2 separate regions of the Homo sapiens genome follow, and region 2 is linked to region 1. A link is a loop called in an ENCODE intact Hi-C map of the cell type or tissue named here. Cell type or tissue: natural killer cell. All regions are shown on one strand.

Evidence for each region. Peaks named below come from ENCODE experiments on the same cell type or tissue, not always from the same donor. Only the 100,000 strongest peaks of a DNase experiment are listed, where the experiment ranks them.
Region 2: a loop joins it to region 1, with 4 times the contacts of the local background. A loop is called at or near these places in 64 of 110 quality-filtered maps.

What each region holds. Positions count from the first base shown.
Region 1 is chr17:57,994,902-58,002,901 of GRCh38, reverse strand. SRSF1 (serine and arginine rich splicing factor 1) reads left to right here. Exons shown (of 4, transcript NM_006924.5): 4 at 1-1,983. Among named protein-coding and RNA genes, the nearest start is that of SRSF1, 8.3 kb to the left of the region's middle. RefSeq lists an enhancer at 7,178-7,227. In natural killer cell, CTCF peaks have their summits at 3,007, 3,210 (motif pointing right) and 7,290; DNase peaks (open chromatin) are centred at 3,221 and 7,291; H3K27ac peaks cover 412 bases.
Region 2 is chr17:57,942,999-57,950,998 of GRCh38, reverse strand. All of the region lies in intron 1 of CUEDC1 (CUE domain containing 1), which reads left to right. Among named protein-coding and RNA genes, the nearest start is that of CUEDC1, 8.4 kb to the left of the region's middle. RefSeq lists silencers at 1,957-2,251, 3,842-3,941 and an enhancer at 3,897-4,191. In natural killer cell, no CTCF peak of the experiment used is centred here; DNase peaks (open chromatin) are centred at 3,978 and 4,388; H3K4me3 peaks cover 739 bases; H3K27ac peaks cover 418 bases.

The DNA of each region.
Region 1 (8,000 bases):
AGCTGAGACTACAAGTGTGTGCCACCCTTGCCCGGCTAATTTTGTATTTTTAGTAGAGATGTGGTTTCTCTGTGTTACCCAGGCTGGTCCCAAAACTCCTGGCCTCAAGTGATCTGCCTGCCTTGGCCTCCCAAAGTGTTAGGATTACAGGTGTGAGCCACCATGCTCAGCCTGTAGAACTTTTAACCCAAGTCTCATTTCTTTTTTGAAAGGGAAGAGTGCACAAGATTAACTGCTTCTTTGGATGAATCATTGTTAATAAAAAGCTGGGCATTTAGAATTTTGCCTTATAAGCCCTTCTCCAACCATAAGATTATTTTGTACCAAAAACTTTGGTGTTCTCTACCAAAGCAGTTAAAAACTTTTAGCCTGCTACTTCTTGTATTTGTCTACTGACAGCCCCTTGGTACTATTTAGGTTGGGGGAGGGGACCTAAAATAAATAGACTTTAACATTTCCCTTGGGTGCTAATCATAGTTGGAAGTTGAATTTAAGGTGATTATTTGGGTGACAATTAAAAACCTAAGGAAAACCAGAAATCTTGGTAGTGGAAGAAATGTGTAAGGTCACCCCAATCGGTAGATTTTAATGAACGTTGTGGAATGTTGGGAAGAGGGGATGTTAAGTTGAATGCAGAATTTCACTAAGTACTTAGTGTAAGTTTAAGGATGTAGCTCTTTTTATCTAAGAATTCAATGTAATGGCCAAAAGGCAGATTTACTGTTTAAAAATTTGAATAATTTTACATGACATTCTTGAAATTCTAAGAAGTTTTATGTGTAGAACATTTTAAAAATTCATCAGATTATTAAAGGGAAAATAAATGATTAATGATAATTTTGGAAGGTTAATGTGAGCTAGACTTAAGTAAACTTTGGTTCATTTGTGTTCATTGAATGTTTTGGAAATGACCAAAAAATGTAAATGGCCTTCACTCAAGTTTGAGTGTTTAAAGTTGAAAGATGTGCTCTACTAAAAGTTATAGTAATTCTAACCTCACATTGAAATGAGACAGTATTCCTTGTTATACAGGCTGAATTTGAAGATTAGAGAGGATCTAATGTTTACTTAGGTAAAGGGGCATAGGTTTTGTAGTTAAGATGACCAGACAGCTAAAAGCTGTGATGGGAAGTATGGACTGCTCCTATTTATAGTCTCAGAAAATGGACCTTTAGGTCTCTATCCGTATTGGCAATTATTAGAAGAAAGTTACACCCTTTTGAAACTACAAAAGCTGTCTTGGAATTTCCCCCTCTTCTCCCTATTTATGTCCCCTTAGAATATTTTAGGGAGCCTATAATTATTTTCTAACCAAGGAAAAACTTAAGTCTCTTTAAGAAGCAATTACTTTTCATAACATCAGATTGAATAACCCACCTTGCTGTTCAGCCCACATCCTACTGGAAACAAAAGGTAAGAAACCCATTTTCTGGTTCTTGATTGTTTGGGTCTGAATTTTGTTTTTAAAACTAAGCTAAGTTTAATGTTTTTTAAAATGCTGTTTGGAATATGAATAGATTCCCCGTAAAATGATTTTTCCTAAGTTTTATGCTTTAGTAAATATTCAGTGCTCACGTCTGTGCATCATAGTGCTTGCGTTTAATATGATTTATTGTAGAATCTCAACTTTTCTTGGTGTTTGTTGTCTTTGAAACATTGTCTTGGTCATTAGGGCTGGTGTTTTCACATTTCTGTGGTCAAGGTGGATTTCTTATGTGTGCCTTTTTGCTTACTTTGTATATGAATTTTGTAATTTAAATTGCAAGTAAGTTATATATATGTATTTACCATAAATAGTATTAAAAGATGAGAAACTGTTAGACTGAAGTTCTGTTGTAACATAACCATTATTTCCATCACAGTATGAAGACTGCAAACGCAGAAAACAGATTACAGTCTCTTATCCATTTTTTGAAATCCAAAAACTACGAAAACAAAAGATTTTCTGTTGTTGAGCTAATTAAATGTGAACCCTGACCAGAATTGCTGCCTTCATTTTGCACTTAGTGTGACTAAACTGTTTCCTGTTGAACTTCATTATTCATTGCACAGTTGCCACAGACTTTGCTGAGGGTTTTATGTAATACAGGGTATATATGTACCTCATAAAGTGCATACAGCTCTGAATCCCAGATATGTCTGTCTCCAAAGAGTTCATATAAGGGATTGTAGGAACTGTACTAGCATACACAGGCCTAATGCTTTTGTCTGTAACTGGGGTGTCTTGACTGAAAAACCTGTTATTGTGAATCCTTTGTTGATTGAATTTTAAGTTCCCCCATCTTTTTAGGCTGAAGCAGCCACAAGAAAAAAAGGTATGGCCCACATTTCTTTACATTCTGTTGTAATAGTGGACTCAACAATTATATCCCATTGAAGCAAATACTCAGGCATCCTAGAGTGTACAATACAACATTCTTTTGAGTTATTGTTTCTGTATCAGTACTTAAAGGAACATTGACCAATTAGATCCTATAGGAAAAGCTGGGATTGGCATGAAGTAAAGAGATTATCAGGAAACATCTGTTCATTATGTCTATCGTGATTGTCTATTGAATGAATAGTAATGCTGCCAAAAGTAACTTGCTTTAAACAAACCCCAAGAGATTATAGTATACTTAAACCAGTACTTATTCCTGTTATTGAGACCTTCACGGTGCTTCTTGGTAGCTTTGAAAGCTAATGCCTAACAACCCTGAGGGTTCTTGTGAGCTTGTAGTGATTAAAGGAAGGATTTTTTAATTATTATAAAAATCACTCCGTGCTTCATTAATGCACAGAATAAAAATTGAATAAATGACTCTGTCATATAGAAGTTAATTTAGGCAAATATAACATTTGTAATTTACAACATTTTAATAGGTGCTAGGCTGGGATTTCAGGGGGTGAAAAGTCATTCATGACTTTTCATAAGAAGTTTACTGTTTAGGTAAGCAAAACAACACTTAGTTCAGCTTGATACTCAAGCATCGGGTTAAAAAGCATCAGACTTCTGTTACCAGACAACTTATAAGTGCCAACTATTGGTAGAACTGTGGACATGAAGATAGTGGAAACAGCTTCTCTAGGATGCTATACTCATCTCCACCAAATGCACTTTGAACAAAAACAACTTGTAGAAATAGGTCTTAATTTTTTTTGTTTGTTTGTTTGGTTTTTTTACAACATGCTGTACTGCTCTCCATTGGTAAGTGCTAGGGAAAATCACTTAGCCACTAGAGGGAGCTATAACACAAAATTAAGCAGGAAATAATCCCCATTATAGATACATAGAACAAAGTAGAGACCAGCTAACTACCTTGATCCTCTGTATCAGCTCTAAAGTTAGATGGTTTGGGTAAGTTTTCTTGCAACTTTACCTTTGTCTTCCCATCTTTTGTGTAAAATTCTTCCCCTTTTCAGCTTTTGCATCCATTTAGGTTTTCAGAGTTTACCTTACAGGCACTCATTTTGTAACAAATCTAGGTTCTGGGACTAAGAAAATACTGAAGACATAAGTCTGCTTGTTTTTCTGCCTACCTTGTACATCAGGTATGGAATAATAAGGCCATGAATGTGAGAATTGGGAACAGGAGTTAGGTGTGCTGGGGAAAACTAGACATAACAATTTGGTTATGAACTAGAAGAAATGAATATGCTTTTAGAGACCTGCAGTTTGCTTTTATGGAGTGACAGTTTCAGGTGTGATGATCTTCTCAGTATTACTAAGAGGTTCTTAAAGTTTGTCTTAAAATCCTACTTATGTGTCAGCTTAGCTGTTTTCTATTTTCTAGGCCTCACTTAAGTAGCAGGTTGTCTTGTGATCAAAAAGTCAGTAGACACAGTAGTTAATGCCATATTAACAGCTGAAAATTACTGAAAATTTAACACTTTTAGTATCTGTCATTCCCATCACCGCTTTCTCCCCAGGTTTCTTTTATAAAAAATGGAAAGGACACAAACTTGTCTCCTGTTTACAGTATAAATTGTCATTGAGAATACTAAACCTTTTAGGCCCATATGATGGGATTTAGTCATCCAGAAGACAGGTGTGGGACAACTGGCCTTAAAATGTTAATTTTAGAAAATCAGTCTGTTTCAAAGAATAAAGCACTAAAAGTGGACAAAGTGGACTTCTTGTGGGGGGAAAAGTAATCAAGTTTACACAGTAGAGATTTCCCTGCCTGCTAAGGTAACACTAAGTAGCAAGGAAAGCTACAGAAGGTAGTTACTGTTAACTAGTAGTCTTGCTGCAAATTGGATTGACAGCTGAAAGGGCACTAACTAGATTGAAGCCTGTCTTTAATCCTGTAAATGTTAGCTCTGGTGTCCCTTTGATAATTTTTAAATAACTTTTGAAGATGCACTCTGAAGCCACAAATTAGGCAAATGAAAATTCAGAATTCTCCTTGTAGAAAGAAAAGTGCTAAACCTGGAGATTGTAAAGTGCTAAGAAAAACCATGGTAGAATTGTTCCCTCAGGTGCTGTGTATTAGAGGAGGAGTCTTTATATGTCATTTTGGGATAAGCTTTCAACAATTATTAAGGCTTAATACATAAGATTATAGGATCAGTCAAGCAAAAGGGAAGGTATAACCTTTAGATAGGACTGGGAAGTGCTGGGTGAATGTCTTCTACCCTTAACGGTGGTAGAAATTTGAACTATAAAATAACACCAAGAGTGACATTCACATTTTTTTTGTCTTTGTTTTTGACACAGGGTCTCACTCTGTCACCCAGGCTGGAGTGTAGTGGCACAATCTCGGCTCACTGCAACCTCCGCCTCCCGGGTTCAAGCGATTCTCCTGCCTCCCAAGTAGCTGGTATTACAGGTGCCCATCACCACACCTGGCTAATTTTTGTATTTTTCATAGAGACAGGGTTTCACTATGTTGGCTCAGCTGGTCTCTGAACTTCTGATCTCAAGTGATCCGCCCGCCTCGGCCTCCCAAAGTGCTGGGAATACAGGTGTGAGCCAGCGCACCTGGCTGACATCCACAACTTAAGGCTAGAAATGTAAAATGTTGGTTCGCAGTGTAACAAGCACATTCCAAAGAAAACTCAAATGGCTCCTTTGTACTCTAAAAATAGTAAATTTGCAGCAAGGTGATAGTCAAGTTCTGTGTCTTCAGGGTGCCACCGCATCTATGATTTAGATTAACCTAGAGATGTGTTTACTTGCCAAATAGAGTTCTTCAAGATGCTGTTTGGATTTGTCTTCCCATCTCCAGTTGCCATATCAGCATTTTTGTCTGTACCCAAATTCATATTACTGAAGTGTTAAAGCTGGTTTCAGTGACTCCAGATCCTTAAAACATGTCACTCCCTTAATATGAGTTAACAATGGGTTATATTCTACCTTTCCAATTTATCCTGTTCTCAATCACATCTTCCCCTACCCTGGTTGATTTGGTAAATACATGTATTTTTTAACTCTACAGACCCAGGAACTGAATATATTTATATTTCCCAATGAGCTAAATGCAGTGCTGACAGTTTTAATATTGATGGGCGAGATGGGAAGAATTTAGTATTCCCTAAAAGCAAAGCACTGTAGAAGTCTGTTTCACAAGCTATTCGTTAACTGGGTGGATTATTGGAGAAGGTATTTTAATACTAATAACTCCTCAGATGTGAAGCCAGAAAATTTGAATTAATCTAAATGCTAGCCTAAGTCCAAGTATAATTGGATAAGTAAATGTTGCTCCCAGAATTGGTCTTGCAAAGTAAGACCAATTGTAAGACCAAAGTAAGTGGTTTTGATGTAAGCTGTGCACACTTTCAGTACAGATCACCAAGAATTGATGACATTGTCTCCAAAAAGACTAAATAGTTGCCTCCTAGGTATCCTTTTTCAGTCATTCTCTTTTAAGCTTCTTACAGAGGAAGCTTTAAGTTGCCTCAGAATTTAGTGGTATTGCCTCAATGAGAATTCCTGCATATTTCTCTTTGGGATGGAATCATTTTGGTTGTTTTTTTGTTGTTGGTAACTATTCATAAAGAGATTAATACATAACGATGTATTGTGAAGAGACTAGATAGCATGTATATTATTCCTTGGGTTGGGAGTCTTAAGCATTAACTTTAGGACCCTGACCCTGGTCTTTAGGTTTATAGGATCAGCTAGCTTAAACAATTCTCTCAAAACCAAGAGACCCAGCATCCATACATTTTAACACCCCACATCATAAATCCCATAAGCAGCCCCATTCCTTTTGCCATTAAAAATCTCACCCCTTCATGATCACACCTAATGACTGAAGCATTCTTGAACTAATTGCGTTGTTTCTTATTTGCTTTTCTTCATGTTTTAAAAAGTGCTATATGTGCAGGTGGACATGTTGCCCTTAAGCTGTTCTCTAGTTTAATGTGTATGCTTTGTTTTCTTCAGCTACATAGTAAACTGAGAGCAAAGGCTGTTTTTTTTTTTTTTTTTTTTAAGACAGTGTCTTGCACTGTCACCTGGGCTGGAGTGCAGTGGCGCAGTCTCGGCTCACTGCAACCTCCACCTCCTGGGTTCAAGCGATTCTCCTGCCTCAGCCTCCCAAGTAGCAGGGATTACAGGCACCTGCCACCACACCTAGCTAATTTTTTGTATTTTTAGTAGAGACAGGGTTTCACTATGTTGGCCAGGCTGGTCTCAAACTCCTGACCTCGTGATCTGCCCGCTTCGGCCTCCCAAAGTGCTGGGATTACAGGCATAAGCCACCGCGCCCGGCTCCCCAAAGTCTTATGTTTTAAACTTTTTGACATTTCTTCTAAGATGTCCAGAATGCTAGTACCTGCACCTTAATAAATGTTTGTGAATAAATACATTATTGAAATCTTAGGCAGGTGTGCCACATAGCTTAAATCTGAGACACTGTGTTCTTTAGTCAGATCATGCATATTCTTAGAATAGTAACCTCAAAGGTTTATACCCTTGCTACCTTTTTTATATTTTTTGTAGAGACAGGGTCTTGCTCTGTTTCTCAGACTTTTTGAACTCCTGGGCTTAAGCAGGCCTCCCACCTTGGCTTCCTAAAGTGCTGGGATTACAGATATGAGCCACTGCGCCCAGTCCTGATACTGTGGCTCATTTTAATTCTCACGTAGTATTTAGTTTCATTTTGCAGTTTGAAGAAATAGGCCCAGAGATGTTAAAGGGGCAGGCCCAGAACTTGAATCCAGATCTTGTGGTGAGAAATTCTTGTTTTACTATCACGTTGCTTTTTAAAGCCAGCCTGCTTTTTCCAGTTGGGAGGCCTCGGGGAGAAAAGTCTGACCCAAGTGAGAAACACCTGTAATATCTACCAGATGCCAGCAGGGTGTCCCATGGTGCTGTCTTTGATCCATGTTCTTACCCTGTGTGCTGAGGGTTGTTCTAGAGTAGGACTACATCTAGTCACAGTGGCCATGTTCCAGAGCCTGGCAGCAAGAAAGAGGGATGCCTAGCTCCTTGGCTTTCCAGTGTGCAGTGCACAGCCAGCTCTCTCAGAGAAGCCCTGGCCCTCTTTTGACCCCTACTATTGAGGCTGGCCCCACAGGAGGACAGCTGGTCACACAGTGGCTGGGGCCTGGCTAGCCACTCAATAACTACACAGCAGCCCCACAAAAAAATCATAGAAAAGAACCTGTGAAAGGGTAAATGTTTAAAACATCTGCATTTGTGTTGATAGCTGAGTATACACTTAAATTTGTATTAGTAACAGATCCACAAAAATGAACCACTCTAGGAATTTTAAGTTTTAAAAGCCAATGTGTGGTAACTTCCAGTTTCCAATAAAAATGTTTGCATTACACTTAGCCTACACATACTATCTCTTAGGTATCAGTTTTTGTATTCAGCAACCCTAGTTGGTAATCTACAGTGTCAAAACTATCACTTATATGAAAACAAATGAGCAAATAGCCCTTTAAAAATTTCCTTTCCCAGTGCTCGTTACGCACTTTGTACAAATGTCTGTAACTGTTTTATAATTATTTCTTTGCAAGGCTTGGTTTCTTCAGTAGAGAAGATTCTTAGAAGTATCCCCAGTGAC
Region 2 (8,000 bases), 52 kb after region 1:
ACTCAGCATCTGTAGCCCTGCTGTGGAACCAACTCTTTTTCCTTTTCTTTGGAGAATTTGCCCTGTAAGCTGGGGGAGGGGTGAGGAGGCATAACCAGTGAGAAGGGTTGAATGGCATAAAGTTAATACTAACATTGGTCCAGAGGAACAGGGCAGAGTTCCCTGGAGGAAGGGAACCTAGTCAGGAGATCGGGGCAGGCCCAATAGGCAGTCAAGAGTGCAAGCTCACAGGGTGCAGTGGCTCACGCCTGTAATCCCAGCACTTTGGGAGGCCGAGGCGGGCGGATCACCTGAGGTCAGGAGTTCGAGACCAGCCTGGCCAACGTGGTGAAACCCTGTCTCTACTAAAAATACAAAAATTAGCCGGGCATGGTGGTGGGCGCCTGTAATCTCAGCTACCCAGGAGGCTGAGGCAGGAGAATAGCTTGAACCCAGGAGGCGGAGGTTTCAGTGAGCAGAGATCACAGCGTTACACTCCAGCCTGGGCGACAGAGCGAGACTCTGTCTCAAAAAAAAAAAAATAAATAAATAAAAAAATAAAAAAGAGGCTGGACACGGTGGCTCATATCTGTAATCCTAGCACTTTAGCAGGCTGAGGCAGGCAGATTGCCTGAGCTCAGGAGTTGAAGACCAACCTGGGCAACATGGTGAAACCCCCGTCTCTACTAAAGTACAAAAAAATTATCCAGGTTTGGCGGCAGGCGCCTGTAGTCCCAGCTACTTGGGAAGCTGAGGCAGGAGAATCGCTTGAACCCAGGAGGCAGAAGTTGCAGTGAGCCGAGATCGCGCCACTACACTCCAGCCTGGGTGACAGAGTGAGACTCTGTCTCAAAAACGAAAAGAGTGGAAGCTGTGGGGGCCAAGGGTTTCTGTGAAGGGATAGGCTTGGGAAATAATCATTGCAGCACTCACAGAGGGGTCGGACCCTTTCCAAGTACTTCACATGGATTAGCTCGTTGAATCTTCACAGGACCTATGAGATATTATACCAATTTTTCAGGTGAAGAAATAGAGACATAAGAGACATCAAGAGTTTAAATAACTTGCCCAAGATCACATGGCTAGAAAGTGGCAGAGCCAGGATTTGAATTCAGGAAGTCTGGCTGCAGGCCCACACCCTTAGAGAAACTGTCAGGGCTGGGTGTGGTAGTTCATGCCTGTAATCCTAGCACTTTGAGAGACTGAGGTTGGCAGATCACTTGAGCTCAAGAGTTCTAAACCAGCCTGGGCAACATGGTGAAACCTCATCTCTACAAAAATTAGCTAGGCGTGGTGGCATGTATCTGTAGTCCCAGCTACTCAGGAGGCGTAGGTGGGAGGATCGCTTGAGCCTGGGAGGCCGAGGTTGCAGTGAGCTGAAATTGCACCACTGCACTCCAGCCTGGGTGTCAGAGCAAGACCCTACCTCAAAAAAAAAAAAAAAAAAAAAAAAAAGTATGTCAGAGACACCCCTACTGAGCTCGGGGGTGGTCGTGGTGGGGGAGGGTGGAGCTGGGGGGGTTGTGGGATTTGTGTCCTGCTTGAAGGGCTGCCAGTGCAATGTCCAGGCATCGTTGGAACATGCCTGGAGGGTTCAGCTTAACAGAGTCTGCTGAGAACCACTGGCCAAGTGCCAGATACTCTGCTGGGGCCCATCCTGGAGCACAAAGGTCATCAAGCCATGGCCCCTGCCTTCAAGATGCCTCCTGTCTAGTAAGGGAGACAAACATGTTAGCCTGGAATTTCAGTTTCTGTGGCAAGTGCTGCGATAAGACAAAGCACTGAGGAAGGGGGCACTTTGCCAGCCAGAAGAGGAGTTGGGGCAGGGAAGGCTTCCTGGAGGAGGGGCCGCTTGAGCTGAGTGAGGACAAGATAAAGTGGCTGCTGCCTCCTGGGCTTTTGATCTGGCATGGGAGCACATTGTTCTCCCCCTTGGTGAACTCTGAGTAGAGCTAAGTAGCGGTGTGGGTTTCAGAGAAGGGTCAGGTTTTCTGGATTCTGTAGCACCCTTGCCAGGGTGAGGCAGGAACTGGGCAGTGTGGTCAGCTTTCCTGATGCCTTTGTGGTTTTTAACAGCTGAGAAACACTGCCACCTCTTGTAATGCCTGCAGTGAACATGGTGAAGAAGACATAAAAGTCCCTTAAGAGTCATTGCTCAGAACACAGTGATTCACTCTTGTCTCTCTGCACTTAGAACCAGAGGCAAATGAATTTAAACTACAGAGGGAGGATTCAAGTAAGGTATGAGGAAGACATTCCAGATAGGATGTGAGATGTAAGAAAAGTGACTCATAGGCACAGAGGGGAATGGCCTCCCCTGAAGGTCTTCAGAAATGGGAACAAGTTTCATTTGTCTTTGTGGTTTAAGAGGTTTCATCTGGAGACAGGAAGATGAAGTAGAGGCCCCTAGAGGTCCATGTCAGCTCGGTGATCGGAGGATAAAAGGAGCTGGAATTTTTGAGCTAGAAGATTACTTAAATTTGGCCTAACCCCTCCTTTGACTGTTGGAGTGATTGAAGAATGCCCGATAACACTGAGCAGCTCATCCATGAATGAGTGAGCCAAGGCACAAACAGAGTCTGCCCAACAGCTCTGGGCCAGGTGACCCTGGCCCGCAATGTTCCTGGTCAGCATCACCCGGGGGTGCTCACTGGGAGGGACCTACAGCTCTCGGGGATGGAGTCCAAGCCGTGTGAGGAGAGCTCAGGAAACCTGGAAGTAGTGGAGCATTTGTCTTGGTATTGGAATACAGAAAGCATCAGCCCCCATACACACAGTGTTTCTGAGAATGGCACTCTCAGTTGGAGCTAGTGGGTTATCTCCTAGATGCACCTAGAAGAGTTTTAGGCATATATATGAGGCCCTCAGTAAACTTTGTTGGATGAATGAGTAAATAACAGATAATCCAAGACTTAATTTCTCTTTGACCATACCCTTGTTAGGCCAGTGCACTTAACCCTTCTTATTCTGTTTTGCTTAAGCTGACAGTAGGCTTTTTTTCATAATACTGCCTAGCCACAAAGAAAGCTGCCCACAAGTATGCTGGGGGCAAGGGTAAGAAGAGAAAACACAGTTTAGGATCCTTCTCAACATTTATACTTCTTTGAAGGATCATCAAGGCCTGACATTATGTTCAGTCATAATGGCTTTTGCTTTTTTTCTTTTGTATTGTTCCAAGCACAAAAGTGTTTTTATTTTTTATTATTTATTTATTTATGAGACAGGGTCTTGCTCTTTCACCCAGGCTGGAGTGCAGTGTGGTGTGATCTCAGCTCACTGCAACCTCTGCCTCCCAGTTTCAAATGATTCTTGTGTCTCAGCCTCCCGAGAAGCTGGGATTACAGACATACGCCATCACAAACAGCTAATTTTTTTGTGTTTTTAGTAAAGATGGAGTTTCACCATGTTGGCCTGGCTGGTCTCGAACTCCTGAGCTCAAGAGATCCACTCGCCTTAGCCTCCCAAAGTACTGGGATTACAGGTGTGAGCCACCGTGCCTGGCTCGAGCACAAAAGTAAAACGCTTCGTTTTTCAAATTTACGAAAAACATGTAGTATAACAGTCTCAGCCACATTACAGCAAGATGGTTACAGGGATCTCAGAAGAGAACAAAGCTTGCTCTTGGAAGATAATCTGATTAAGAGTGAACCAAATATGAACGGATGCTGGACAATGAGTTTAAAAATAATACCGGGTGGTGAACTTTAGCTCACGGGGTGAACTGAAATAGACTTGTGCAAATAAGAGAGAAGTAGCAGCAGCAAACACGACGGCAAGAACTTTTGCTTCCTCCTCTAATCCCATGATTCCCTATTCATTAAGAAAGTATTTGATGTTAGGAGGGCACTGCAAAGCTTTTTTTTTTTTTTTTTCTCCTGGTGACCAGCAAGCTGGATTTGGAGCTCTGTTAAGGGGAAGCCTCTCTGTGGTCATGTAGGGTGATCAGGCTCCTGAAATGATTTCACTTTGCTCTGGTCTGAGATTAGTTTCGGTTTCAGGCTGTACCCACAGCTGGGAGAGAGCTAGTGAGCTCCAGGGAGGGTCAGCTGGGGGAGTTTCACCATTGGCTGTGTCAGCCAATGGCAAGGTGTGTGAACAGGGAACTCCTGTGTTGAGCAGAGAGAGGAAGAAGATGCGTCCGAGATGGAGTTGGGGAAGGCAGCACTTGCGTGTTTGTGTGTCCAGAGACCGGGCTGGTGATGATGAGCAGGAGGGAGCGTATGAAGATATCAGATGTGCAAAGGACAAAACCCCCACCCAATTACAGGACCACTGAGCCTCGAGCTAGGGAAGTCTTAAAACAGATTGCCTGGGCCGGGTGGATTTTCCCTGAGCAGGTGTACACCTGAAAGGAAAGCAAGTGTGAGCATGCCACAGAGTCAACATACATCTTGTACTGGCATTCTTAAGATCAGCCTCTACGGTGCAGCATTTTCTTGCATATGAGTTTCCTTTAAAAAAAAAAAAGTCAAATTAAAGTTTGAGAACTGATAGTTGCGAACTTGCAGACCTTTGCATGTTGGTGGATCCTTTGAGAACTTCAAGCTGTCATTTTTCCTGAGACGGCTTGAGGCCAGTCTGGTTGGTTCACAGGACATCATTACCCTAGAAAATCAGCAGTTTTCCTCCCCTGACTGGTTCTGGGTGAGGCATACACAGATGTTTCCTTCCCTCAGCAGTACTAGAGCATCATTACATTTTATTTCTCAAAGTTATAAATTCATTTTATTTTGAAAAGAGAGAATCACTGAATTTTACAGCTGGAAAGGATTCTGAAGACTGCTTGCTTGGTTGGCTCCTGGAGGAATCTGAGGTTGTGGGTCGTTAAGTGCTTTGAAAAGACCAATGGTATGTAATTAAGAATACTGAATCAGAATGCCTGTGCTTCATCCCAGCCTCTGCTAGTTGCTGCTGTGTTCTTGGGGCAAGTTACTCAATCTCTCTGAGTCTTAGTTTCCTGATCCATACAGTGGGAGTAATAATATTACCAAATGGTTTTTTGGTGTTTTTTTTTTATTTTTTATTTTTGAGGTGGAGTCTTGCTCTGTCACCCACAGCCTCCACCCGCCCGGGTTCAAGTAATTCTCCTGTCTCAGCCTCCTGAGTAGCTGGGATTACAGGCGCCCTCCATTACCCCATGCCCAGCTAATTTTTGTATTTTTAGTAGAGACAGTGTTTCACCATGTTGGCCAGGCTGGTCTTGAACTCCTGACCTCAACTGATCCGCCCACCTCAGCCTCCCAAAGTGCTGGGATTATAGGTATGAGCCACCACGCCCGGCCAAAATATTACATAATGATTGTTAATTACTACCAAATACTTATTAAGCCCCTAGCACAATGTTTTGCATATTGTAAGTCCTCATTAAATGTTAGCTGCTGCTGTTATTGTTATTATTTTCATTTTGTGAAATCACACAGCTACTTAGTGGTAAAGCCAGGGCTACAATGTTAAATTCTTTTTATTCCAATTCTTTTCAGCATGGCCATAAGGAGATTTCACCACATTCTGGAAATATGGGAAAACCTTTACAAAAATGTTTATGCGGATGTCTTTGCATGAATGTTCATAATACAGCTAGAAGAAATGGGCTTAACCTATTTATTAGATATAGTTAGACTTTGGGCATGGGGGCATATGTCTACCAAAGAATTTGTTTCCACAAATATTATTTACTAGTGTTTAAAGGTTTCCTGAATGCTAGATTGGTTGCCTCTGCTGGAAGATTGGGGTGTTTTTAGATGTTTTCATTGAAGAGTTCTTCTCAAGTTGGAAACATCCATTTCAATGAGTTGTGGTGGCAAAGCAGGCTTTTGTGCGTAATGGAAATATTTCTGTAGCCTGGCTGCTATTTATCAAGGGTGAAGACAGTGCAGATGTTTTGAAAAAAATATATAGGCTTGGCAGAAGTCCATGTGTCTTAGGCCATGCCTACACAAATCCATTCCCAAATGATCCGTACTGACCTTTAGCAAATCGATGACAGCCTCGGAGCCTCCCAAGGGAGCCGTTTTTGTCTGAAACATTGTTGAGGCCAGTGTGACCCCTGGCCTTGCATGGTCCTTGACACCTCTGATGGGGCGACACCCTCTCCCTAAGGCAGCTTTGGTGTGTTTTCGTGGAATATGAAGACGAATGGAAATGAATTTTGTTTGGTGAATCTTGAAAGATTCCTGGAGATACTGTCGCTCTGTAGAGATTGAAATCTGTTCTTGATGCTGATCCGTGGGACTTCTCAAATCTCCATGCCTGAAGGAGACAGTGTGTTAAAGTGTGAAATGTGTGAGTGTGCAAAGGAGTTGATGACTGGAGTTCCAGTCTTAGCTCTGCCATGTGTGGGCTGTGTCATTCTGAGCAGGTCACTTAGTTTGTTAATTTATAGTTTTCTTGAGGCTAATCTATTATTATACTCCACAACAACACATGGCTATTGACTACATATGTTAAATAGAGCTGGTAAGAATAATCTCTGTGGCACAAGATTCTTGTAATAGTCTAATAATGGCTAATGGCCAGGCGCAGTGGCTCACGCCTGTAATCCCAGCACTTTGGGAGGCCAAGGCGGGCAGATCACCTGAGGTCGGGAGTTCGAGACCAGCCTGACCAATATGGAGAAACCCTGTCTCTACTAAAAATACAAAATTAGCCGGGCGTGGTGGCGCATGCCTGTAATCCCAGCTACGCAGGAGGCTGAGGCAGGAGAATCACTTGAACCTGGGAGGCAGAGGTTGCAGTGAGCCGAGATCGCACCATTGCACACCAGCCTGTGCAACAAGAGCGAAGCTCCGTCTCAAAAAAAAAAAAAAAAATATATATATATAAAAAAATAAATAATAATAACTAACATTTATTGCATGCTTACTGCATATGCCAGTAAGCTTTCTAAGCATCTTGGGAATATTAATTTATGTAATCAATCCTAGATGAGACAGTAGTATCATCACTTTATGCAGGAGGAGACCGAGGCACAGAGAGGTTAAGTTAACTTGCGTAAGGTCACACTGCTAGTTAGCTGAGGAGGCAGGATCTGAGCTCCAAAGCCAGGAGGCTGAGTCCATAGATGTATTTACAATATTGTAGCGTTAGGATTCTTATTCTTTGACTGTTACTGTTCTTGTTTGACAGTCCCAGGGAGGGATAAACTGAGCCTAGAGGTAGATTAAGTGTACAGATCACAGTCTTGGAAACAATGAGGGATGGAATATATGAGAGTTTTTTTTGGAGTTCTGGGGAAACAGCTGTTTCTAAGTGTGGGGCAGAGCTGAGGAGATCTGGCAGAGATAGAGAAGGATTTTTTTTGGGGTGGATTTTTACTATCTGCTTTGAGGGTTGCATGTATGTGGATTTAAGAGCCACGTGACTCTTTCCCCTCCTATCCCATTTTATTTGGGAACTTATCTTTAAATTCCAACTCACCTCTCCCCCTGGCAGCCTTAGAAACTTAGAAAACTGCCATGGATGGTGAATTCTTGAGACATGAAAGGAAAGGTGAAGGGTGGGGTTCTTAGTGGAATTTCTTCCTTGTGGTAGCATTTCTATTAAATGCATATGGGGAATGAGCCACAGCGTGGCTTATGTTTGGTGGAGAGAGGGATGGGAACTCGGGTGACTTCCCTTTTTCTCATGAGCTGATTTAATAAGAGAATGAATCATCCTATGAGCTTTAATTCTGGAAAAGAAAGAAAGGAGAGGCAAATGAGTGAGATGGCATTTGACTGAAGCCAGAAGCCTTCCATGTCAGTCTCCTAGGGCGGGCACTAGGCTGGCACCCAGGGCCTTGGCGGTTCGTGCTAGTGGTGAGTTCCCTCCAGGGGCTTTGGGAAGGGCTCCCAGCTTCCGGTCACTGCCACTGTCACCATCAGCCCTCTCATCCTGGTAAGGCTCTGGAACCTAAGGCCTTGAAGGGAAAAGAATAGGGAGGCATGTCGTTAAAAATAGACTACTGGTAAAATTCACATATAGCAGTGATCATTTTTGTTTTTGTTTTGTTTTGAGACAGAGTCTCACTCCGTCACCCAGGC